Linked DNA regions of Homo sapiens: region 1 is linked to region 2. Evidence: chromatin loops called from intact Hi-C (ENCODE). Cell type or tissue: endothelial cell of umbilical vein. All regions are shown on one strand. Each heading gives the region's core, and the rest is flanking DNA. Links, peaks and the distances in the headings are about the cores only.

Region 1 (12,595 bases), core at 1,831-9,830, 300 kb before region 2:
ATGAGATTGAACAGAGTTATTTGAGCTACTTTTGATAAAATGTGACAGGCAGACTTTGGTATTTCACCACCCCAACATTTTTTTATGGACTGCTCACTATCACTGCAACATTCAGCACTTTTTTCTGTGTCAATGTGATAGACAATATTCATATTCTTCTTGGGTAATTGCCTTTTTAGCTGAATCAATGGCTTGCAGGCATGAGAAGGAGGCTGTTTTATCTCAACTTTATTTATCTTATGATTATACTAAGACTATAAAACTGAATCTCCCCTCCTTCCCTTCCTCCCAGGCCCATTCCCAATCATCTTCTAAAACCTCTGTTAATACTCAGCTTTTTTGGTGAATTTTCCCACTGCCATGCTTCATGTTACCAAAATATTTCCCTTTTCTGACAACATTCCAAATATAAATAAGGACCTACTGAATGAATGAACCACCAGTATGATTCACCCAATCACTCATTCAAAAAATATTCTTTGAGGATTTACTGTGGGCAGACCCTGGAGATATAAGAGGGAGGGAGGAGGATGACTATGCCTACTTGTAAAGTGGACAGCTGTGGTCTCTTCTAGAAAGGAGGAGTGCCTATAAAGGAGGCGCCTTGGGTATTCTTACTGAGCATAACAGATGGAACTGAGGAGTCAAGGAGGGAAGCCTTCTCTGATTATATGACCATGGAGCTAAGATTTGAAGGAAAACACATAATGGTGCATGTGTGTGGGGAGGGTGGAGACAGGAGGCAGTGGAGGAGCTAAGTATCCCAAGGTGGAGGAGGCAGCGTGGGCAAAGTCCTGTCGGCTGGAGGAAGGGCATGTTCTTGGTACCAGAAGCAGCTCAGTGGAAAGGATCCTGAAGCGGAGGCTGGTGGGCCGAGTCCAGACCCTGGGGGCCTTGTCAACCTAGCTGCTTTGTGCCTGGGGCAATGAGGAGGCTGTGAAGCATCAACAGGGAGATACAGTATTTAGAGTATCTCAAAGTCTCCCTCTGTGTGGTGTTTGGATCTTTCTGAATCCTCAGATGTAATATAAATTATTTGAAAGCAAATACCAATTTGCTTCTAATTCTGGATCTCTTACTCAGGACTTGGTTGCCCAGAGGAGGTTTAATAAATTCTTTTTAACTCTACTTCCCACCAATTTTTCTCCCTTCGATCTGTTCCTATATCTCTACCATTCATGGCAGGGTTAGCACGTGGCTCCAATGGTGAGCAGGAAGGACTTCACCTCTTGTCTGTCCCTTAGCTTTGGTGTGTGCTGCTCCTAACGTAGCTTTGGAGTTGGAGTTAAGAACCATCTCATGGCATTGTTGGGTTAGGTATTCTCTGGGTCCACTCAAGCTTCCTATCAGTTTTTTAGGGACAGAAAGCTACTGTGCTGACCTCAGTCAAAGCCCCTATCTGAATTCTTGAAAGAGACATGATTGTTAGGTCACTAATTGATTCTCCATAGTGTTAGAACAGCAGGAGATTTGAACACAAGGGCATGGTGCTATACCATGCAGCCTGGTAGAGTTGAGCTGAATAACTTTTAGGTTTGTAAGACAGCACATTTAATTTTTAACAGATTATGTACAAGATATTGAGTGACATTAAACACAGAGTTAAATCAACCATAACCCATTTAAAGCAGCCTTGCAGATAAATGTCTCAAATCTACTAGCCTGCCAAATGTATTCCTTATCTACACACATTTATCAATTTTTCCACAACACTAAGCCTTTCTAATGTTTCTCTGACAGTTACTTTCTCTCCCAAGCCTGAAATTCGGGTGACATCTACTTTCTGTAAACTAGATGTGCTTGACCAGGGAAAGCCCCTAGATTTGTGTTAATCTTTTGGGGCCACTGACCCTTCTGGGACTCTGATGAAATCTTTAGTTTGCTGTCTAAGTAAAAAAAGAGGTGATATAAACATACACAGATTTCTTTTTGCATAATTCTATTGTGTTGCTTTTGAAATTGATTTTATTCACGTTATATATTATTCAAATACATCTTTACTAAAAAGTGTCACTCACTCTATATATTTTATATATAAATGAAAGATTACTTTCTAACAAAAATTAGAAAAAACACAGTCAATGTAAGTTAATCAGAAAGTAAACCTTAATTGTATTCAAAAGTAAAACTCAATGGGAACACCGTTGTTTTGTAAGAGTAAGAAATTTTGGTAGTCACAAGGTCTTTGACATGGCAACATGAATGACAGCTTTGCAGTTAAGTTCTGCACCTTTGGTTTTGATGGCAGCAAATATGTAAAAAAAAGTCATTGATTCAGGTGATAGAAACAAAATCAGAATGCCCATAGCTCATGTTGCAACGAAGGCTGTAACAGGAAAGCAGGCCCTACATGACTCTTATCATTTCATTTATGTCCCATGATTTCTTCAACTCAGTTAGGTCAACTGTGGTGGTTTCAGTGGGATGCTATCTATGTATGTTAATTATCTATTGTTGCATTAGAAATTTTCCCCAAATTTAGTGGCTTACAAGCAAGTATTATTACAGAAACATTGCAATGAGGTACTTGTAGTTCAGAGTCTTTCACGATACTGTTGTCAAGATGTTGGTTGAAATAGGAGTCATCTGCAGGCTTGACTGGGGCTGGAAGATCTGCTTTCAAAGTGGCACCCTCACATGGCTGGTGGTAATAGGCCTCAGTTCCTTACCACAATAGGCTCTGCATAGGACTCTTAAGGTATTTACACAAAATGGCAAGTGGCTTTCTCCTGTGTGAAATATCCCAGAGAGAAAACCAAGGAAGGAACCAGAACACCAGTTATGTCCCAATTTTGGATGTCATATATTGTTACTTTTACCATGCTATATCTATTAGAAATGCATACTGAGTCCAGGTCCACACTCAGAGGGAAGGGAATTAAACTCTATGTCCTGAAGGGAGAAAGATCAAATAATTTGTGGATATATTTCAAAACCACCACACTATGTCATCAAAGAAGGCGTTGTATATTCATGATTCAGTTTTAAGGTGGTTTGGGTAAAGTTAATAGCACAGTTGATCCATATTCCCAGGTACTGGTGATTTCCATCTGAAGAGAACAAGATGAGGCTTTGTCACTCTCACCCCAGACTATCCTCCAACATCCTTTAATCACCTTTAAGGGGGCCAAGGCATTTCTTTTTTCTTTTTTTTTTTTTTTTTTTTTTTTGAGACAGAGTCTCACTCTGTCACTGGGGCTGGAGTGCAGTGGCGTGATCTCGACTCACTGCAACCTCTGCCTCCGGGTTCAAGCAATTCTTCTGCCTCAGCCTCCTGAGTAGCTGGGATTACAGGTGCCCGCCACTATGCCCAGCTAATTTTTTGTGTTTTTAGTAGAGACGGGATTTCACCATGTAGACCAGGCTGGTCTCAAACTCCTGACCTCATGATCCACCTGCCTCGGCCTCCTAAAGTGCTGGGATTACAGGCGTGAGCCACCGCACCTGGCTGGGCCGAGGCATTGTGTGTGTGTGTGTGTGTGTGTGTGTGTGTGTGTGTGTGTGTGTGTGTAAGTTTTTTCATGAATTCAAAACATAGCCAAATGGTTTTGAATATATAGAATTTATATTTGCACTGCTGATAATAGCTTGTAATAAAGCTGTGGAACTATACTGTTTATTGTTGCCCCAACATGACAGTGCTGGTGAGGAGGAAACAAAGACTGGAGGATGTAATCTACCCCATAGATGAGCTCCTTGAGGATATGGCTGCATGTTAATGTTCCAGCGCAGTGATTGGCACATAGGGGCTATAAAGAAGTATCTGTTGAATGGATGAATGAATGAATGAATGAATGAGTGGAGACTCATGGAATTTAACTTGGACAGGCAGGTTCTAACTGTTGCTGTAGGCCTAGGAATACCATGTTCAAAGTATGGAAGATTGGAGCATTGGTAAGAATGAGCTCTTGAATTCTAAGGCAGTGCTATCTCTAGTCTCTTTAGTGTTTTCTGCCAGGTTGGAAGAGTCTTTGCATGTCAAGCATATGTTTGCCTTCAAAAACAAAGGTGAAAGCTGGTTGGGATTGCTTGCTTTTAGTGAAGACCAAGGCAAAGAACTCTATCTCCTGGGTACTCTCTGTAGATGGTGGGAAAAAGGAAGAGAATGTATCAGGTAGCTTTTGCTCTGTGACAGACAACTACAAAACCTTGGTAGTATATTAACAAGCAGTGCTCACTGCCCATGCATATGGGCTCAGCCATCAGTTAGGTGGCTCTGCTGATCTTAGCTGAGCTTGTTCACGTATTTGAGGTGGGCTTTGCTCCGTGACTTTCCCATATTGTAGCAGTGTAGCTTGGGCATGTTTTTAGAGCATTGGAGGAGGCATGAGAGACAAGCTCAATTCTACAGGTGATTTTCAAGCCTGTTCAGCAAGCAATCTACTGGCCAAACATCCCATGGCTGAGCCCATTGTCAAAGAGGGAGGGCACTGAATAGCTCCATGGCACAGGGGGGCGTGAAGAATCGGAACATTTTTTACAATCTATTACAGGAAGCCAAAGAAATAGCTAGTTTTTCTCTGTTTAAGAAGGGTTCACACACATTGCCTTTAAAAGGACAGATAGTAAATATTTTAGACTTTGGGGCCACGTACAGGCCCTGTTCTATATTCTTTTTTTACTTCTTTTCCTTTTCTTATTATCCTTTTTCTTTTAATAATCCTTTAAAAATGTAAAAAAACAGAGATATTCTTAGCTTCCAGGCTGTATAAAAATAGACTGCATGCCACATTTGGCCCGTGAGCCGTAGTTTGTTCATCCCTAGTTTAAGAAGAAAAAACATCTTCATACTAATAATAATATACAATATTCTGTTGGCAAAAGACATTTTGATACTTGTCATTTAATTGATCTTCATAGAAGCCTGATTGTTGAAGGTGGATATTTCTAATAGCTCCCCTTTCATATGGGGAGAGATGGGAACTTATGTGATGAAACTGGGATTCAGGCTGTAGTAGGGCCAGGGAGGGTCACTGATGATTACCTGAGGTTGCCCTGCCAAGGACAGCTGCTTGTGTCCTCTGCCTCTGAGAACTAAGCTTCCAGGAGGACCACCGGTAGTAGGGAGTGCATTCAGCTCCATCCTCCTGAGAACATACACTCTGCAAGTGGAGAGAAGCCATCTCATTATGTTAATTTCAACCCAGCCCAGACTGAGAGGAGGCTGATTTCAAGGGCAAAGAAGGTGAGGCAGCCGATTCCCAGGTCCCATTTCCCTTGCTCCACTTCATTAACATGGCCACCCTTAATGCGTGTCATAACTCTGCCTTCCAGCAAGATTTCCTCTCCACTAAGAACCTTTTAGAAATGGTATTTAAGAGAATGTGCATAAAACAAGTCTTCATGGTGATTATGACATTTCTGCTGAACCAAAATGTAATCAGTACACACATTTTGCATCCTTACACTTAATCCACAAACATAGCTTTTACTGTTTTACCTTCTCCCACCCACAATCCAAACAGTGCCACAGAACAAACGTAACAGGATATTAAGATAATCTCTTTTGTCTATGCCAAATGTCATTTAGCTGTTGAGAGAGGAATGTCCCATCTAGTTTTTACAAACAATAAATAATACAGCTTATGAAGGTCCACATGGGTGACACTGATGCAATGTTTCAACAGTTTTCCGAAAAAGGAAAATAAAATGAGTCATCCAATTAGTTGGCTGGGCATTTGCCTGCAAGTTGCCAGAGAGCTTTGTTGATTTATCCCAACTTGGCTAAGATTGGCTTACTCTAGAAGTTCGCCTGTTACAGAAGTTTGGTCTTTACTAGGGTGACACAAAGTATATTTTATGGATATTAGTTCATCAGGATGCTGAGAAGGGTTATAGCATCAAAGACAAATATGGCTGAACATATTGGGGATCATTTAGGTTAAAGAAATTTAAATGAATTTTTCCTGCGGGACTTCTCAGAGGCTTTAATCTGTGAATGTGCATACTGAATTTCCAAGAAGGGTTTAGAATGTGCAGCAGTTTCCAAATCTACTTGACCTGGGAACCCTTTTGTTCACAGGGCATCCCATGAGAGAACACTTTAAAGAACAGACGATGAGAATCAGTACCATGCGTAAAACGTGACCAACGTTCTATGCAGAGGAGATTTTTGAAAGTATCCCCACCAGTGAAGAGTTACCGTGTATGTGTATAATGTACATAAGTGGACATTAGCTTGTATTTTCAAATAATAAAGTCAAACTTTATTATTAAGGAAGATACAAGAATTAGGGCTAGTAAGTGTGTGTGTGTGTGTGTGTGTGTGTCTGTGTGTCTTTCTATGTGTAAATGTCCATCCCCAGGGATTAAGAAGTCTGGATTTGGGTTAAACTTAATCATTTCTAAGAATCTCAGGTTTTCAGTCCTGTCCTAGAATTTCAAAAACAGTCAGAGAAAGCAACTGTGAGAAGATCACAGCTTCTCATCCTGTTTTGAGTCTCACCCTCCTCTTTGCCCTCACAAAGGATTTCAGTGATTATGTTCCTGACAGGATGCATTTTAATTGTTTTCTGGTATGACTTCCCAATACATCAAGTTGTGTTTTCTATATAGCCGCTATCCCAAATGATTACTATTCAGAACACTAATCTGATCTCTAAATCTACAAAGAAAAGGCCATGTAATTTGCTTCTCTTTACAGTGCATTACGTGCACCATTGTAAGTGCTGGAACCCGCCCCCCCCCCCCCCCCCCCGCCCCGGGCATCTCCAAACTGCTGTCCTGTGGATAGCCCCAGTTGCATGTGCTCAAAAGCAAACTTCTTATCTCCTCCATGAGTCAGTTCCTCTTCCTGTTTTTTTCTCTCATTGCAGCTAATGACATTACCATCCCCTCAATGTCCAAAGTTAGAAACTTCTGAGTAATTTTTTATTTCTTTCTCTTCCTCACCTTCTACTAATATTAGCTGTTAAATCCTGTTGATGCTACCTCTGAAATATTTCTCAAATCCACATCTCCTTTCAACCTTGGGCATGGCCCTAGTTCAAGGTCCTATTTTTCTTAGATGGACCACGGGGTCCTTTTGCCATGATCTCTTTTTCCATCCAACTTATAATTTTTCTACAACTTTGACTTCCATCCTGATTACTAAGACTTTTAACATTTCTGTGTGCTCCTTCTTCTCTGGGTGTTTGACATGCATTGTCATTCTGTCTTCTGATTGCAAGTGATAGAAACCTACTCCAGACTAGCTTTCAGGGAAAAGAAAGGAGGTGTTTAGTAGATTGCACAACTGGCAAACCTGGAGTTGATTTAGCTTTCATGAAGGCTAGACCTTAGACTTGTCATCAGGAATATGTCCTATTTGCTTTTTCTGTCAGCAGTCCTTCCTTTTTTTTTGGCTGTGCTCTGTGATCACATGTCTCATTGTGGTGATAACGTGGCTTCCAGCAGCAATCCCAGACTCACAGCCCATCCTCAGCATTTCCAGTGGAGAGAAGTGTTCTCTCTTCCTAACACTTTCCATACAAATCTTAGAAATAAATTTTATTGGCTCTTAACATGTCACGTGCCCATCCTTCAACCATTTGCTATGAACAAGGGGACAGGATGCTCTGATTAGCCAGGACTTAGTCACCTCCCCTCTTCTGAAGACACAGAAGTTGGGACTTCATCTCTACCCAGCCACGTGGACTTAGAATACAGGATGGGTGGGTGCAGTTTCCCCGAGGAAATTGGAGGGCTGTTCTTGGAGCAAGGACATGAATAAGCGGCTTACAAAGAGCAAATAATCGTTGCTTATGGCACTCAAGGTGTTCTGTCACCCCATCCAACTCACCTTTCCCACTTGGCCTTCTGTCCTTGAATGCGAAGAACCAGAGTCCCCTGCTCTAAATGGCTCCTTTTCTGTGTGTGCTGCGTGTTTGCTCTGCTGCTGAGATCCATGCTTTTCCCTTGCCTGAAACACCCTCTGTGGCTGTTGCAGATGTGTTCACTCTGTAAACGCAGCTCAAATGCCTTCCACCCCAAAAAGCCTCCTTAAACTTGCCCCTGCTCCTCTGTGTGAATAATTTTCACAGCACATGATCTACACTTCCATCATGGTTCTTGAAATACATGAAATACCTAATCATAGGATAGGTTTCATATGATCCCACCTCCCCTGCTAGACACTGACAGTGTGACAGCAGGGCCCCTGTCTTGTTCGTCTCAGTGCTCCCCAGGGCCCACATGCAGTACCTTGTACACAGTGCAGGCACCATAAATACCTGTTGATTGATTCTGGACTTGCCATTCATTAAGAGAAGTTAATGGAGGTTTTCTGATTCCCATCAGATGAACAATTTTGGAATGTTTTATCAGTCAAATTTCTAAGAATCAATAAAACTTCCATTTGGATTATTCTTTCCCCCACTCAAATTGTATTTTAAAAATAGTTTTATTGTAATTGTCCCCCTCAATTCTGACAATGTGTAAGCATTGCAGAAAATTTGTGAATATAAAAGTATGAAGATGATCAAAAGCTTCTTCCTGACTGATGGCCATTGCATGTATGATTTCCTCTGCCTGGAACCCTGTGGCCCCCAGGGTTCAGCTCCCTGGTGCCTCATCAGGCACAGCTTAGTGTGAGCTTCACCTTTGTCTCTAGATCTTCCTGTGCATTTAGATTTTTAAAAAATCTGGTGTATCCCCTCATTGGTTGGCTATGAAGTAAGCTCCCTGTGTGCAGGGACCTTTTTTTAGCTTGGTGAGGGTGTATCCTCTCCACTGCTGGAGCTGTGGTCAGCACACAGCCAGTGAGTGCTCTACAAACACTTACAGCATCAGTTCATGAATGCTTGCAAACATGCAGAGGTTACCATTGCTTATACTTTTTTTTGTTTTGTTCCACTTATATAAACCACTTATATATTCAGATATTTGTGTATATATGCATATATATGTATTTATGCACACATAAACATACTACACACACTGGATGTATACTACACACACACACACACACACACACAATGTTATAAGGTGTATGTAACACACTCAGGGCTGCCCCACAGCCTCTCAGTGCCCTACTTATGTTCCGTCCCCCCACCATTCCTTCTGGCAGCTTCTCACTGTGAACCCTGAGATGTTCTGCCTGAGTGCTTGTTCTAGCTGCTGGAGCATGGCAGGCCAGAAGTTCTGGAGAACTCGTACCCCCAGGATCAGCTCTCAACCAGGGATGAATACAGATGGAGGATAAATTTCCCCACTCCCTTGCCCCTTTGGAGATGTATTTGACACCATTTCTCAGAGTCTCCAGGGAGAATGAGCTCCAGTAGCCCACAGTGGTACCTGGACTGATAATGCTTTACTGGCTTTCTTTTCATATCACTGCCTCCTGGAACCACCTCCTAAATAAGCTACTTACATTCGAGAACTAATTCCAATAATACGCTACTTAAGACAAGGGAGAATGGTAGAAACAGGTTTCTATACTTCACAAAAATGAGCTTTTGCTCTTCAGAAATCACAGCCAATAGATTGTGCCTTCTGGCTGCCCCCTCTGCTAATGCCCCCTCTTTGCCCCCTGAACAAGGGCACCCATGTACAACAATGTGTATATACTTCCTTAGGAAGCTGGTCATTCAGAGCCCCGTCAGTGACACCTGCACTCAGAATGTAATCCTACCCAGCTTCGGGGGCTCCAGGAATTCCTGTGGCATCCGTGTTATAGACTCCTTTGCATTCAGCTTTGCTTTTATCTGTTTCCAATTTGTGTTTTCAAGGCTTCGGTTTTTCTCCTTTCTGCTTCATCTCCAGCCCCTCCTTTGCAACAGTACCAAATAAAAAAACCCATGACACTGCCACAGCTGAAAAAGCCTTTGAAAAAGGCAGGTGGCGTGGCTTGAATGTTTCTAAACTCTAAAACTGCAAGCCACAGACAAATAAAGAAAGAGGTGGGGGTGGGCATGGGGGGTTGTAGTCTTGTGGAAGCAATCCTCAGCCTTCAGCAGGCTCTAGGGGCACACTGCCTCTAGCATGTTTTGAGCACGTTGATTTGGGCATCTGTCTTGCTGAATTTGAGTTTGAATTATGGATGTTACAGAATGAATCATTAAGGCTGTGTCCACCCGGATTGCTCTGGCTCTCTGGCCTGTTCACAGTGCTGTTCAATTTTATGTAAGCATTACTTCAACATTTTTGGTGGATGTTCTTCATTTATTCATTCATTCAGTATGCACTGATGGTGACTCTAAGTCTTGGGACTGCAAAGATGTCTGAGGCCCATTCTTTACTCCTCCACATCTCAAGACCTAAGGGAGATAGACAGGCAAATCAATAACCACAGTGCCTTGCTATTGGTGCTGTCCAAGGTGGGTGCTGTGAAGAAGTGCTTAAGGGCAAGTGCTGCAGAGGCAGGCACACCTGGGGTCCTTTTCCTGGCCTGGGGGGTCCAGGAAGGTTTCCCAGAGGAAGAAGCAGGGCTCAGTCATCAAGAGCTAAGGATATGCCGTCAAATAGCCCTGGCTTATTAGAATCTGCTTTGCACTAAGCCTCCTGAATACTTAATTTCCCCAAGCCTCAGTTTCCTGGTCTGCTAAGTGGCCAGAATAATATTTACATCGTGGATTTGTATGAAATAAATAGGATAATGCATGAACCATGCTTAGCGTGAGCCATAACACGCAAAAGCAACATAATCAGTATTTGTTAATTGTAACAAATCAAGCCCGGGATATTGACAGACACCTAAGGCAGACTTGGGAGACAATGTCTCTTGCTGCTGCCTCATGAGGAAGGTGAATGACCATGCATTGCCACTGGACGGGAAAATAAACGGTTTCTTCTTTTTATTCTTGTAGACACCAGTGAGGCCTACCATATACCTATGTCAAAACCTGCAATTTATCAAAAATAAAGCCCGAGATAGTAACAGTCTTGCTGACCACAAAGGCAAAAGGATCCAGGTAAACAGATTGCTTCCAGGACTATTATTTCATGATGAGCTTTCAGGTATATAGCACATGAGAGGGAGGACAAGGTGCGGCTGCACTTCAAGAGACCACGTTGGACAGGTGAGATGTCCAATATATTCTTACTTAAGATCTGATTTCTTCTCCTTCTCTCCAGCAAGGGATGCCCAGAGATATAACAATTAGAATTCAATACGCTAATACAGTGTCTCATTAGCCAAGCCACACAATCGCCTCTAGTGGTCCATATGCACGACAACCCGGGATCCTAGAAATTAGCTCGGCTTCCTGCATCCGTCCCCATCTGAATCTTTACTCAACTACTTTTTGATTGTGAAGAGCCAAGCTCATTTGAGCAGTAGGAATTTCATGGGGCTGGTGATCCCAAGACTAATTCAAAAATTAATAAGTTTCCCATTCCTTTTCTTATTTATTTTTTTGGTAGGGACACATTTCACCACACACGCCTGCTTCTTTCTTGCCAGTATTTCATTCAAAACTAGTCCTCAAGTTTTGAAATTTTAGAGACTTAAAAAAAATCAATAATGCTTTAAGAAGATTAAGAGGCTGTGCTTATGTCAGCCTTAGACAATTCTGGAGAGAAGATAGACTTGATTGTGCTTCTCATTTTGTTTATGATCCTGCAATGTATCACGCATTCTCTGCCAAGTGAATTCTGACTGCATGAAGAAGGGGTAGATGCTTTTACAACAGGTTTAGTCATCTGGCATATTATTTAATACAATCAGTGGTGTTTTCCTTCGTGAGATGCAGCCTTATATACAGGCTAGGTGTTAAGTTTATACCCAGGTTATCTACCCTTCCCCCTCCTGTCCTCTCTCCCACCCTGTTTTTATTCTGTCTTCCCTCCCTTCTTCCCTTCTTCCTTATTCTCTCTCTTCCTCCCTTTCTTCTTCATCTTCCTGTCTTCCTCACTCCTCCCTTCTCTCCTCCCCATCTTCTTTCCCTTTCTTTCCGCCTCCCTTCTCCCTTTTTCGCTCCCTCTTTCCCTTCACAAACATTTATTCAAACCCTATTATATACCAGGCACGATGCAAGGCACTGGAAATACACTGAACAGGGCAGATGTGGTTCCCGTTACATGATGAGTAACACAGGTGATAAATAAACAGTTAACAAGATAAGAAAAATGGCCAGCGAGTATTTGGAAGAAATAGACAAGTGATAGGGAATGGCTTTGGGGAGAATTATCTGCATATAAGGATAAGGGATGAGACAGACTCAGCAGCCGTTTCATGCCAGGGCAGAGTAGAAGGCCGTGGAGCTGCTAGGTGGTTGGCCTGGAGAAAAAACAAGGAGTTTTTTCTGCAAAGTGCTGGTAGGAGTTTACAGTTCTCTGTAATGTTCAGAAATGCAGAGGTCAGCGGAGGTGGGTGGATCACCTGAGGGTCAGGAGTTGGAGACCAGCCTGGCCAACATGGTGAAACCCCGTCTCTACTAAAACTAAAAAAAAAAAAAACATTAGCCAGGTGTGGTGGTGGGTGCCTGTAATCCCAGCTACTTGGAAGGCTAAGAAAGGAGAATTGGTTGAACCCAGGAGACGGAGGTTGCGGTGAGCTGAGATCATGCCGCTGTACTCCAGCCTGGGTGACAGAGCGAGACTCTGTCTCAAAAAAAAAATAAAATAAAAAAGAAGTATAGAGGTCATTTTTAATGTGAGAATGTTCTCAGTGAATTAG
Region 2 (12,595 bases), core at 2,659-10,658:
TCGTAAAAACACACCAAACAACTATTTTCAAAATAGATGTGATACTTCTCCCCAGTTATACAACTTCTGGAAGCAGGAAGCCACTGCATTCCCCCACCCAGCTTGTCATGGTTTACTTCTGATTGGATATAACTAGATGATAACAGGGATCACGCTGCATCCATTGAGGAGAAAGATGATTCAACCCTCTCGCGGGCTGCTGGGGAATCGATATCGTTTAATTATGAGAAAGTAAACTGTGTTTACATTTTACACAGTGGCAAGAGGAAGGTCAAATCACAATCCTCATACCCTTTATCAAAACCATGCATCGCTGTTTGTCAAGTGAGATTCAAAATGGGATGAACTTGGAGAGTTGCCATCTTCCTGTTTTCTCCCTTGTTTGTTCATATGGCTGTGCTTTACAAGATTAAAAGGCTTACCGGGCAAAAGCATAGCAGAAGGAAGTAAAACCTTCGGGCAGATGAAATAATTCTTCCATTTTAGGAAAAAAAGGCAATTAGTTATTTGAGGTTTTCTGGGTGGGGCAGTGAGTAGAAGGTCATTATGTTCCTTTCCTGTTGTATATCGAAAATCAGTTGAGAAGTAATGAAAATGGTAAGAAAAAGAAAAAAAAAGAGTAAACCCTCTTCCTCTCCCAGTGGCCTCTACCCCATGACTCATCAGCTTCCTGAACTGGAACAACACTGAGCTTTATGACTACAGAAATGTCAGCTCTGAGCACAGTGCATACTTCTTTGTGTGAAGATCTTAGGCGGTTGTGCAAAAGCCAGCCCAGGACCCAGCATGGTCCTGCTTTATCTCTCTGCCGGGCTAGTCTCCATGTTCATTAGAAATGTGTGATTTCTTGACAAGCACTCTTTGGATTTGCTGCAGAGTCAGGTGATACATTGAAATCAGCAAAAACATTAATGATAGCAACAACAAAAACGACCTTGTTTAAGTTTTACGCCTTATAAGGGGGCAATGTTAGCCTTGTAATAAAAATGAGGTAACTGCAACTTGGAAATATTAGGAAATTTATTTAGGATATCTTAGAAAATCATAATGAGAGTGATGATGATGATGATGGTAGTGATGATGATTATGGTAATGATAACTATAGTGATGGTGATGACGATGGTGATGGTGGGGGTAATGGTGATGGTGATGGTGGTGATGATGATAGTGATGGTGATGGTGGTGATAGTAATGATTACGGTGGTGGTGATGATGATTCTAGTGATGGTGATGCTGATGGCGGTGATGGTGATGTTGATTATTATGGTAATGATAATTACGATGGTGTTGTTGATGATGGTGGTGGTGGTGGTAATGATGATGGTGATGGTGGTGATGATGATGATAGTGATGGTGATGGTGATGATGGTGATGGTGGTGATGATGATGATGATGATAGTGATGGTGATGGTGGTGATGGTAATGACGGTGGTGATGATGGTGATGGTAGTGGTGGTGATGCTGATGGTGGTGATGGTGGTGATGATGGTGATGATGGTGATGATAGTGATGGTGATGATGGTGGTGATGTTGATGGTAGTGATGATGATAATGATGGTAATGGGTGGTAAAGATGATAATGCCTTACTCTAGGCTAGATATTGTGCTAAATATTTCACTGACAAGCAAATGTGTAAACTCACAGTGCTCAGTATTGTGATTGACCCTAATACGTTTTCACTAATTGTTGGCTTCAGGGCTAGGACTAGAGTGAGGTGAATGAGGTACTCTCTTTGGGTCCAAATTTAAAGGGATACGAAAAATCTCAGTAATTAAAGTAAATAATATTTAATGCAATATTTTATAAAAATAAAAATTAGTGCAAAAATCCATGGTAAACAAAATGTCAACATTTTAAATAAAGGTTCTGTACATGCACAATATATTCTATTTACCTTCCCCTAATCCCACCCAGTTGTCTCAGCTAATGGCAATCTTATTTTATACTTGATGAAACAAGCCTGAGCCCAGGTTGTTCTTATCCCTGTTCTATAGGTGAAAATACTGGGCACAAGAGATTTTTCCACAATCACATAGCTAATATATGGAAAAGCTGGGATTTGAGCTCAGCTATATCTAACATAGAAGTTCAGCAGTCTATCTGGCTTCTAAGGTAAGTTTCTGTCACAACATTAAATATTCAGTATCATTTTCTGGGCTATTTTTAAATGGTAGGGAGTCAAAGAGATTAACTACCAGTTGCAGCTCTTATCAGGCCAACAATATCAGCTAAGGTGAATCTGATACTAGTAGAACTCTAAGAATGTGCATTTATTAAGTCACTCATATAAATAATATATTTAACCTACTTAGAAACTCTGTATAGAAGATATCAGTGTTGTATTTCATAAATAGAGAAAGAGAATCTCAGAGTTGAGCACTCACAGTCATGGTCAATTCATGGCAGAGTTGGTGACCAGCTCAAATTTTCTAGGTTGACATAATCCTGTCCTTTCTATGGCTTCAAAGCCATCCACGTTTGTCTCTTGATCCTGGAACTTTTTATATTTCGTCATACAGACCTTCCTAAGATCCTCACTTTGCTTGTATCATTTTCCCTAGAATAACTATTTTCTAAAACGCATTAATGCATTGATTTTAATAACATCTTGTGTCTTATGTAATTTTAAAAATCAGCATATATTGACTGAAGACATTTTGACAAAAGAGAAAGAAAGAACATAGCAAAAAAGCATTTCCAACTTTCATAAATAAGCAAGAGTATCACTTTCGTGAAGTTCTTTTCTATTTTGTTTTGTCCTGTTTTTTTATAGTGACATGTAACTTTTTCTTTTTCTGGACAGCCTGTCCTCTTGGTGATAATAAAGCATGATGATAAAACAAATGAGATCTCACTACTAGACTTTTCTGTCCAGGAAATACTCTTGACTTCATCTGTCCTCACCTCTGCTTGGACCTTGTTTCATCCAATACCTCATGCCACTCTCAGCTTTCCAATTTAGATCCTTCTCTTGGGTCATTCTCCTCTGCTATGAATTAGCAGACATTGATCTTGTCCTCTGACAAGTAGTTATCAGCAGTTATTCATAAATGGATTTAGTATGTTCCATATCCTTAGAATAACATATACATATAAGCAAAAATTAAATATAATCTTAGGGGTTTCACAGGCTCCCCTAAATCTCATTCATGTACGCCTTAAGCCTGACTTAAGAAACGCTGCCATGTAATTTCCCCTTGATCCTTTTTTTTTTTTTTTTTGCAGATACTGCCCCTTCTCATTTTTAACTTTCACCAACACTTTTCTTGTTAAAGAAGCTTTCATTCTCTGCCGCTGTAATTTTCCTTACGCACATGAATATTTATCTTAATCAAGTTTCTCCTCCCAAGAACATCCCTTCAGACACCAAAACGCGTATTCTTCCACGTTCCATCAGCAGAAACTTTCCTTCATTTGATACTTGAAGTCCATCGCTCTGGTGAAAGCATCCCTCTTCTTGTTTTTCATTATGTTACATTCTTTGGACTTGTCCTCTTATCTATGTACCTTGTAACTTCCATTTAGCCCTCTTTTCTCTTTCAACTTCCTTATTGTAGATACTCCTTAATGTTACTAGCATTTAAGTTGTTTTTTTCCCCCCTCCTTTGTCAGTCCCAAAGCTCCTATGGCTCAACTGTTGGTGCACATAACCTTAGGGAGGTGATTTGAAGAAATTTTACCGAAATGTTGTATGACAAACTCCCAATAACAGGATTTAAGAGAATACCACTTGTTCTTACCCCTTCAGTTCTCTTAACAGGGAAGAAATATCATAACCACATAACACATGTTTATATATATAGATATGCCCTTACATCAAAATAAATTCTTGATGATACCAAGATACGTGTTCAAGGCAACCATAAAACACTGGAAAAAAATCAATCAGAGGTGAATTTTTTCTTATCTTATGGTCAGGCAGAGTTTAAGCATGACACCAAAAGTTAAAATAAGCTGAAAATTGATATCATTGGCTACATAAAATTTTAATGCTTCTGTACAATAAAAACTGTATAAGTATTAAACAAATGACATGTTTAAAAACACAGTTTGCACTATATATTCCGAAGGGCAAGGACCCCTCTCCAGCAGCTGTCGTCCAGCACATATTTAACGTTTCCATATATCTCTGTCCTCATCAATAAGATGAGGCTAATGACGCTGCCTCTGCGGTCCTTCTAAGAAGCAGATGGGATAAAAGAGTGTGCACCAGTAGCTCTAAACCCGGGACAATTTCACCCCCTGAGGGCATTTGGCAGTGTCTAATGACATTTTTGGTGGTCATGCTGGGGGATGCTGCTGGCATCTTGTGGGTAGAATTCAGAGATGCTGTTAAACATCTTGCAATGCTTAAGACATCCATGCAGAACAACAACAACAAAAAAATATCCTGCCCAAAATGTCAATAGTGCTGTGGCTGAAAAACCCTGGTCTATACAGGGTGGAGGATGTTGCGGAGCGTTTGGTACCTGGTAAGTGCTCAGTAAATGTCAGTCATTTTTACATCTTATTGGGCAATTCTATGTAAATGCCTTGTCCCTAGGAATATCCACAGGTTTAGCTTATTTTTTTTTTTTTTTTTTTTTTTTTTTTTTTTTTTTTTTTTGAGACAGAGTTTTTCCTCTTGTTGCCCAGACTGTAGTGCAAAGCTGCGATCTCGGCTCGCTGCAACCTCCACCTCCCAGGTTCAAGCAATTGTCTTGCCTCAGCCTCGCGAGTAGCTGGGATTACAGGCGCCCGCCACCACGCCCAGCTAATTTTTTGTATTTGTCGTAGAGACACGGTTTCACCATGTTGGCCAGGTTGGTCTCACTACTGACCTCAGGTGATCCACTCACCTTGGGCTCCCAAAGTGCTAGGATTACAGGTGTGAGCCACCTCACCCGACCCCAAGGTTGTCTCTTTTTTCTTTTCTCTTTTTTTTTTTTTTTTGTTTTGTTTTGTTTTTTGAGAGGGAGTCTCGTTCTGTTGCCCAGGCTAGAGTGCAGTGGCGCAACTGCAAGCTCCGCCTCCTGGGTTCACGCCATTCTCCTGCCTCAGCTTCCCAGGTAGCTGGGATTACAGGTACCCGCCACCATGCCCGGCTAATTTTTTGTATTTTTAGTAGAGACAGGGTTTCACCGTGTTAGCCAAGATGATCTCAATCTCCTGCCCGCATGATCCGCCCGCCTCGGCCTCCCAAGGTTCTGGGATTACCGGCGTGAGCCACCGCGCCTGGCCATTTATCTGTTAAGGACAGAACATGACTTGAGGGACAGCTTACTCATTCTATGCCTATTTGCTTTTCTCTCTTTCCTCAGCGCTTTTCACTCTCAGCTACCCCTTCCAAACCTCAGCTGATTTTACTACCATTCAGATGTATCACTTGTCTCCTGAAAAACACATAGAGCTTCCTTTGTGAATTCTTACTGCTCTACTTACCTGCTTTTAATCTGTTTATGTGAGAATGTTGTCAAGATCTTCTAGTAGATCGTAAGTCCCTTGAAGAAAAAGATGACTTTATATTTATTCCAAAAAACCCCTGTGGTGACCACACAGCATAGAAATCTGCACAGAGCAGGCAAGTAACTTACGTTTGCTTCGCAATTCCATCTTCTTAAGTCGTTCTTGCAATTGAGAATGCATTTCTAGCCTTCTATTGGAGCTGCTTAGCACAAGTAGTGTTGCATTGGTGTGAATTCCTCCAACCCATTTAAATGAGTTTATTGTGCATTCAAGTGAGGGTTATTCAGCATGTTCAAGCAAATAGTGACCAATAATGATAATGGATATTTTTTCATCTCTTCCTGCTCCAATGGGCCAGTATTCAAAATGCCATTGCTCACATGAAAACAGAGCTGCCAGACCGTGTCCAGGGCCTCAGCCAGGGAGCTGCCACTTTCATTTTAATTTAAGAAAAAGAGAAATTGACTGGGAGGTATTTATGTAAATCAGTAGAGTTCTAAGGAGTTATCTGGCAGCCATGTTAATGGATGTGCCACTCTGAGAAGCGAATCTCGCATTTTGCTTCTCTTGTCAGAAGGGGTTCTGTGTGACCATTTACACCTACGGATGATTGGCTGTGACCCAGAGGACATTTGATGTAAAGGATATTTTGTGCATGTCAATGAGTCCTGTCCAGGTGGTGGGATACAGGCTCGAGACACATGTTGGAGAAGATCACTTTTGACTGCTGGGGAGCTATGGGAAGCCCTTCCAAATGGGCAGAATGTGCAATTACTATCTCAGTAAATTTGTCTCAGGAGAGCTGTACACCTCAGGAACATCATATCATAGAAAAGGGAAGACAAAAAAGGAGCTCACCTTAAAAGTTCCAACCACATTCCAGGGACTGTTTGTATTTGACTCATTCATTTATTCAACAAATGTGAACTGAGCACTTCAACGTGCCATACTGTCTTCTAGGCACTGAAGATACAACAGTGGATATGATGGGTTGAATGTCGGCCCCAAAAAGATATGTCCACATCCTAATCCCTAGAACCTGTGATTGTGACCTTCTTTGGAAAAAGGGTCTTTGAAGATGTAGTTAAGAATCTGATAATGAGAGGAGCCTGGATTATCTGGGTGAGCCCTAAATCCATTGACATGTGTGCTTTTAAGAGACACACAGAGGAACAACACTGCAGGAGGAGGAGAAGGCCATATGAATACGGAGGCAACTCTTGGAGTGATGTGGCCTCAAGCCAAGAAACACCTGGAGCCACAGGAAGCTGAAAAAGGCAAGGGGTGGAATCTCCTCTAGAACCTATGGAGGAAGTGTGGTCCCATCAACATCTTGATTTTGCAGCTTCCAGAACTGCTAGAGAAAAATTTCTGTTGTTTTAAGCCACAAAGCTTATAGTTTGTTATAGCAGCCACAGGAAATTAATACAATAGGCTAAACAGACAAAAATCCCTGCCATTGTGATGTGTTCATTCTCGCTTGGTGCAGACAGGCAATAAACAAATAAAATGTATTCAATGTTGGGTTGTGATCAATGTAACACAGTAACGAAGCAGAATAAGCGGGGAAGAGGTTTGCTTGTGAGTGGCATGATCATCAGGAAAGATGCTACTGAGAAGGGGCGTTCAGAGACTGGGAGGAGGTGAGGGAATGTGCCGTGTAGGTATGTGGAGGAAAAGCTGTCTAGACAGAAGGGAATGAAACTGCAAAGGCCGTGACACTGGAGTGTGCCTAGTGTATTGGAGGAGATATAAGGCAGCAAAGGCTGACAAGACCAGATTATTTAGGGCTTTTACTTCAATTTACCCATTGACTTAACACTTATCTATTGAGCATGTACCAAATATATTGTTTTACGACATTCTTGCAAAAGCCTGGAGAGGTAGGTAACAAAATTCCCACTTTAAAGAGGAAAACACTGAATACTGGTCCAGCATGACTCAGCTCATATGTGGTGGTACTAGAATAGGAATCTTAATTTGATGCCAACCCCAGTGTCCTTTCCCCAACACTGGAATGACTTATGTAAATATTTATCTCATTTGTAATTTGTCTGTGTGTTCAGTCCCATATGACAGTCTTGATAAGCCCAGCTGGCCTCTGAGGCCAATGCAAATATATTTTGAGCTGAGAATTGCTCTTGGGCGGTGAGAGGACTGTAGTTTGGAAAAGGTCAAGGGCTGTGGATTGCCATCTCTCATGGTGTCTTCAGAATGTTTCAGTAGCTTTGTGACTCCAGGTAGCATTGCATTGATAATTTATCTATTTAACTGGCTTAAGTGGGTTTTTTTTTTTAATTTTCTATCTCAAAAATCCAGGCTCATAAATAGGGACAGTATGGAAAATGCTGTATAGGGAGAATAAATAAATGTATAATCAGGTTAGTAACATATTATCATTGATGCAGCTACTGAGCAAGGAAAAGCAAACAAAGAAGGAGCTTTATTTCATACCCAAGCAAGTATAGCTCAATTGCAAACCTCTCAGACTTGAATATATCACATTGGTCAGTGCATATCATGTCCTGGAATGTTACAGAAAGCAGTAATGGAGAGACAGGTGGATGAACTAAAACTTAACTTACCTCTCTCTTCACATAGCATTAGAGCACAGAGAAGATTACTACGACCCTTGGGCATCTGTGACTACTCCATTCAAAGGTTCCTTAGAATGTTTGCTGGAAGCAGTTACAGAAATGTGAACAGGGCTTAACCAGTGTACTCCATACCCTAAATAATTCTGTATAAATAAGAGCTTACATATCTATGATGCCTCTCTGTCACTTCTTTTATATTCTCCTTTAGTTTGTTTTGGGGAAAATTCTAAGTGGATTTGCTCCATGTAAATACTGTACTTCCTTATCGTATTAACAAAGGAAGAGGTAGGAGAATCAAGACAATCGAATGTGTCAGACTAAAGTAGATAATAAATGCTCTTTGGGAAAAAAATATTCTCAGTCAATGACAGGGAATTCTGATTTGATAAGGAAATTTTCTTGGGTTAATGAATGCAACTGTAGAATACTGAGTCCGACCAGCAGAAACCTACAGCCCCAGGCCAGCTGAATCCCATTCCTTATACCGTGAGTATCTGTGTTCCCTTGCAGCGGGTTTTGTAGGAGTCAGGGATAAAGATAGGGAAGCAGGAGGAAAGGGTCATAGAATGCTGCCAAAGGCTCTGGAGGCTCAAAAGGAAGAACTTTGAATTCACAAAACACTATGCCAGCTCAGACCTGGGCATCCAAATCAGTTAGGATATTGGCTAACAGCTGTAATAAAGAATGCTACAAAAACAGAAGCTTAAACCAAATAGAATTATACTTCTTCCTCATAAACCACTCCAGGGCAGCAAGGTAACTCTTCTTTTGAATGTCATGCAAGGACCCCTGTTTTGTTTTGTTTTGTTTTGTTTTTTTCCCAAGACTGAGTCTCATTCTGTCACCCAGGCTGGAGTGTATTGGTGTGCTCACTGCAACGTGTGCCTCCCAGGTTCAAGCGATTCTCGTGCCTCAGCTTCCCAAGCAGCTAGGACTACAGGTGCCCGCCACCACACCCAGCAAATTTTTTGTCTCTTTAGTAGAGTTTGTCTGTGTTAGTCAGGCTGGCCTCAAACTCCTGACCTCAAGTGATCCGCCCACCTCAGCCTCCCAAAGGGCTGGGATTACAGGAGTGAGCTACTGTGCCACCCAGCCAAGGACTCATGTTTTGAAAAGGCTGTGGATTATCATCTCACATTATGTCTCCAGCAAGTTACAGCAGCTTTGTGATTCCAAGTAGCATGGATGGAGATGGCACTTGTCATCCCCAGGGTGGTATCCTCATTCCTACCTCCTGCACCATAGCCAGGCTGTAGGAAACAGACTGGGAGGAACAGGAGAAGAGCATCTTCCTTTTAAAGGACATTGACTAGAAGTTTCTCCTAATGCTCCCTTTCATTCCCTGTTGAGCAGAGCTGAGTCACATGGCTATGGCCCGCTGCAATGGAGGCTGGGAAGTGTAGTTTCTAACTAAGTAGCCAGGTACCTGAATAAAACCCAGAGGGTAGGAGATGAGATTCTATTATTACAAGAAGACACAATTTCTGCCAGGGCTTTAACCGGTGGCTCTACCCTTCACAGCTGGACATTGCTGGATTTTTGGATGATTATTTCATTGTCTCCACTCAAAGATTAAGTTTGGAAAATAGGGAATTTTTCTACCAAAGCATAGGAACTCCAGGCCCCAGCCCCTCCTCACTCTTTCTCCCTGTTCATTCTCATCTCTTTCCAGTTCCTTACCTCCTGTAACCTGTGGGCATACTAAAGTACCAAGGTAGGCTTAGCTGCAGGCACGGTACTTCCATGATTCAGTGCCCCGCCCCCACCACTGAGCTAGGCCACTCCCACCAACAACCTCAGGCCTTCAGATGCCCAATTTCTGTGTAGAGCTTTGAGCAGTGTTTTCCAGTTGTGAAGGGCAAAGGAAATTCTCCAATTATTTGTGTGTTCATCTTCTCTACCTCCCAGGTAAAAAGGAGTTGTCTCACCATTATAGCTTGTTTCAGAAACAGTGTCAAATTCTCATCACAGCTCATGCATGCCTTCTCACCAGAAGTACCCTAATTGGTTCTCTGACTCCAACAAGAGAGCTAGGCTTTTTGTTTCTTTTGCTTTGTTTTGTTTTGATTTGCTCCTTTAAAAATGTTTATGGTGAGCTCAGTTATTTAAAACAATTCCTGGCAGAGGATTTAAGAGGCCTGGCAGAAATTATGTAAGCTTGTACAGTCATCTTCACTGATAATGAGTAAATCAGATAGCAGACATTAAAAGATTAAGCACTGGTGTTTGGTTTTTTGGTTGGTTGGTTTTGTTCACTTGTTTTTAATGTTGCAAAAGTCCTTCATATGTCATTGACAATAGAATTTAAGTATTTTTGAAATGTACTCAGTTCAGATTCACCATTACATTTCATGTCCTTAAGGTTGGTAGCTTAAGATAGCTTGTGCTTCAGTTGCACAATACTGGCGTCAGCTCTCCTTTAACTCAAAGCTTTCTGGTAATTTTCATCTACTGGCAGCTCAGTGGGGGCATTTTCAAGTCTCAATCACATCACTTTAATACATAAACAAAAAAGACCCAACACAATAGCAAATGACCATGAGCTTAGTGCCATCTTGAGTGTATGCTTTTAGACCCCAGTGATGATACAACCTTTCCTTAATACAGAGAGGAAAACAATTTTGATCCGAGAGGCTTTCTCCCAGGTGCATCTGAAAAAACGTTCAGATATGTCTCCTGAATGGTTTTGACTAACACAACTTACTTTCCCCCAGAATAGCTCCTCTCTAAAAAATGCCAAAGCTTGCCTTTCAGGGACAAATCAAAGGCTAAGCCTGAGGATGATGGGGTGACTTGAAAAAGACTAGCCAAGCGCTTGACTGCTCAGTGCAGCCTCGATAACACCATTCTTGGTGGTGCCATTTGCTCCTTGTCCACAGCCCATATCCCAATGAGGGTTATTCACTTTTGTAACCACTGGTTTCCCTCTGATAGTGTCTAAAGAAGCAAATAATGATGAAGTGAGCTGTACCTCCAACAGAGTTTGAAGCTAGCCAGGAGCCCTTACTGATGTTTAAAAACTGGTTCTTTTCAAAATTGTGGCAACTTTATTTTCAGAAACAGGTTTCATCCCAATAAGTTATTTGGATGTTTTAGAATAGAATAACGCCATTTGTTGAAATTCACTGAAGTAAGGAACAATGTAATTTGCCACTAAAATTTTGCACATTTCATTTTTCTTCAAAACACCCAGTTTTGATTTTTTTTGTTTGTTTGTTTGTTTGTTTGTTTGTTTTTTTTGAGACAGAGTTTCACTCTTATTGCCCAGGCTGGAGTGCAATGGCATGATCTCGGCTCATCACAACCTCTGCCTCCCGGGCTCAGGCGATTTTCCTGCCTCAACTTCCCAAGTAGCTGGGATTACAGGCATGCACCACGCCCAGCTAATTTTTTGTATTTGTGGTAGAGACGGGGTTTCTCCATGTTGGTCAGGCTGGTCTTGAACTCTCGACCTAAGGTGATCTGCCCACCTCGGCCTCCCAGAGTGCTGGGATTACAGGCATGAGCCACCGCGCCCAGCATGATGACTTAAATTCTAATCATAGTGATGTTATGTTCATTGACACATTACTCTGTGCTAGGCACCGTGACAGGTGATCTATGAATGCTGTCTCATGTAGTCTTCACTATAATCCATGAATTATATATATTAACATGAAACCCATTTCACACGTGAGGAAACTATGGTTCAAAATGGCAGTTAGCTTCTCCAAGGTTATATAACTCTTCAGGTTTTATCCAGAATCAAATCTGAGCTCTGATTCCAGAGTTCTTGCTCTGAACTCTATTGCTTTCATGATAAATTTCCCTAAGGGCTAAAAAATACCTCGTAAGAAAAATGTCTTAAGGCCGGGCTCAGTGGCTCATGCCTGTAACCCCAGCACTTTGGGAGGCTGGGGCAGGTGGATTGCTTGAGTCCAGGAGTTTGAGACCAGCCTAGGCAGCATGGCAAAACCCTGTATCTACTAAAAATATTAGCTGGGCAGGGTGGCTTGTGCCTGTAGTCCCAGTAACTTGGGAGGCTGAGATGGGAGGATCACTTGAACCCAGGAGGCGGGGGTGGCAGTGAGCTAAGATCACACCACTGCACTCTAGTCTGGGCAACAGAGCAAGACGACTCTGTCAAAAAAAAAAAAAGAGAGAAAAGAAAAATGCCTTAAAATTATTATGCATGCAACTTTTTCTTTCTTTCTTTTATCCATAGCTATACTTGGCCAAACAACATTAAGTCAGGTTATATTTGTCCTTTTCCTCAATTGTTCCTACCTACCTACCGACTTACTTGGCTATTTTCATTCATCATTAAGTGATTGATGGATCATAGTTGCTAAGAGAAGACACGGAAATGAAGGAAATCAACCCATTCCTTCATTGATTCATTATGTTTAGAGAGCTACCATGTATGAGGTATTTTCCAGGACTTTATGATACCTTAAGCTTACATTCTCGTGAAAGAGGCAGACAATAAATAGTATAAATAACAAAAACATACTATGGGATACGTTTTAATAATAAGAAGTGCTAAGGAGAAAAAAAATAGCAGAGAAATGTC

What was found. A loop is a pair of places that touch in the nucleus more often than their neighbours do. Peaks named below come from ENCODE experiments on the same cell type or tissue, not always from the same donor. Only the 100,000 strongest peaks of a DNase experiment are listed, where the experiment ranks them.
Region 1: it touches region 2 in a loop (7-fold over the local background); 2 of 110 quality-filtered maps call a loop at or near these places.

What each region holds. Positions count from the first base shown.
Region 1 is chr16:82,694,278-82,706,872 of GRCh38, forward strand. The region is part of intron 1 of CDH13 (cadherin 13); the gene reads left to right. Among named protein-coding and RNA genes, the nearest start is that of MIR8058, 12 kb to the left of the region's middle. RefSeq lists an enhancer at 4,795-5,994. In endothelial cell of umbilical vein, for the core only: no CTCF peak of the experiment used is centred there; DNase peaks (open chromatin) are centred at 5,644, 6,474 and 6,834; H3K27ac peaks cover 3,255 bases.
Region 2 is chr16:82,995,658-83,008,252 of GRCh38, forward strand. All of the region lies in intron 2 of CDH13 (cadherin 13), which reads left to right. Among named protein-coding and RNA genes, the nearest start is that of MIR8058, 310 kb to the left of the region's middle. RefSeq lists a silencer at 10,785-10,968. In endothelial cell of umbilical vein, for the core only: no CTCF peak of the experiment used is centred there; DNase peaks (open chromatin) are centred at 6,904, 7,094, 7,414 and 8,444; H3K27ac peaks cover 3,049 bases.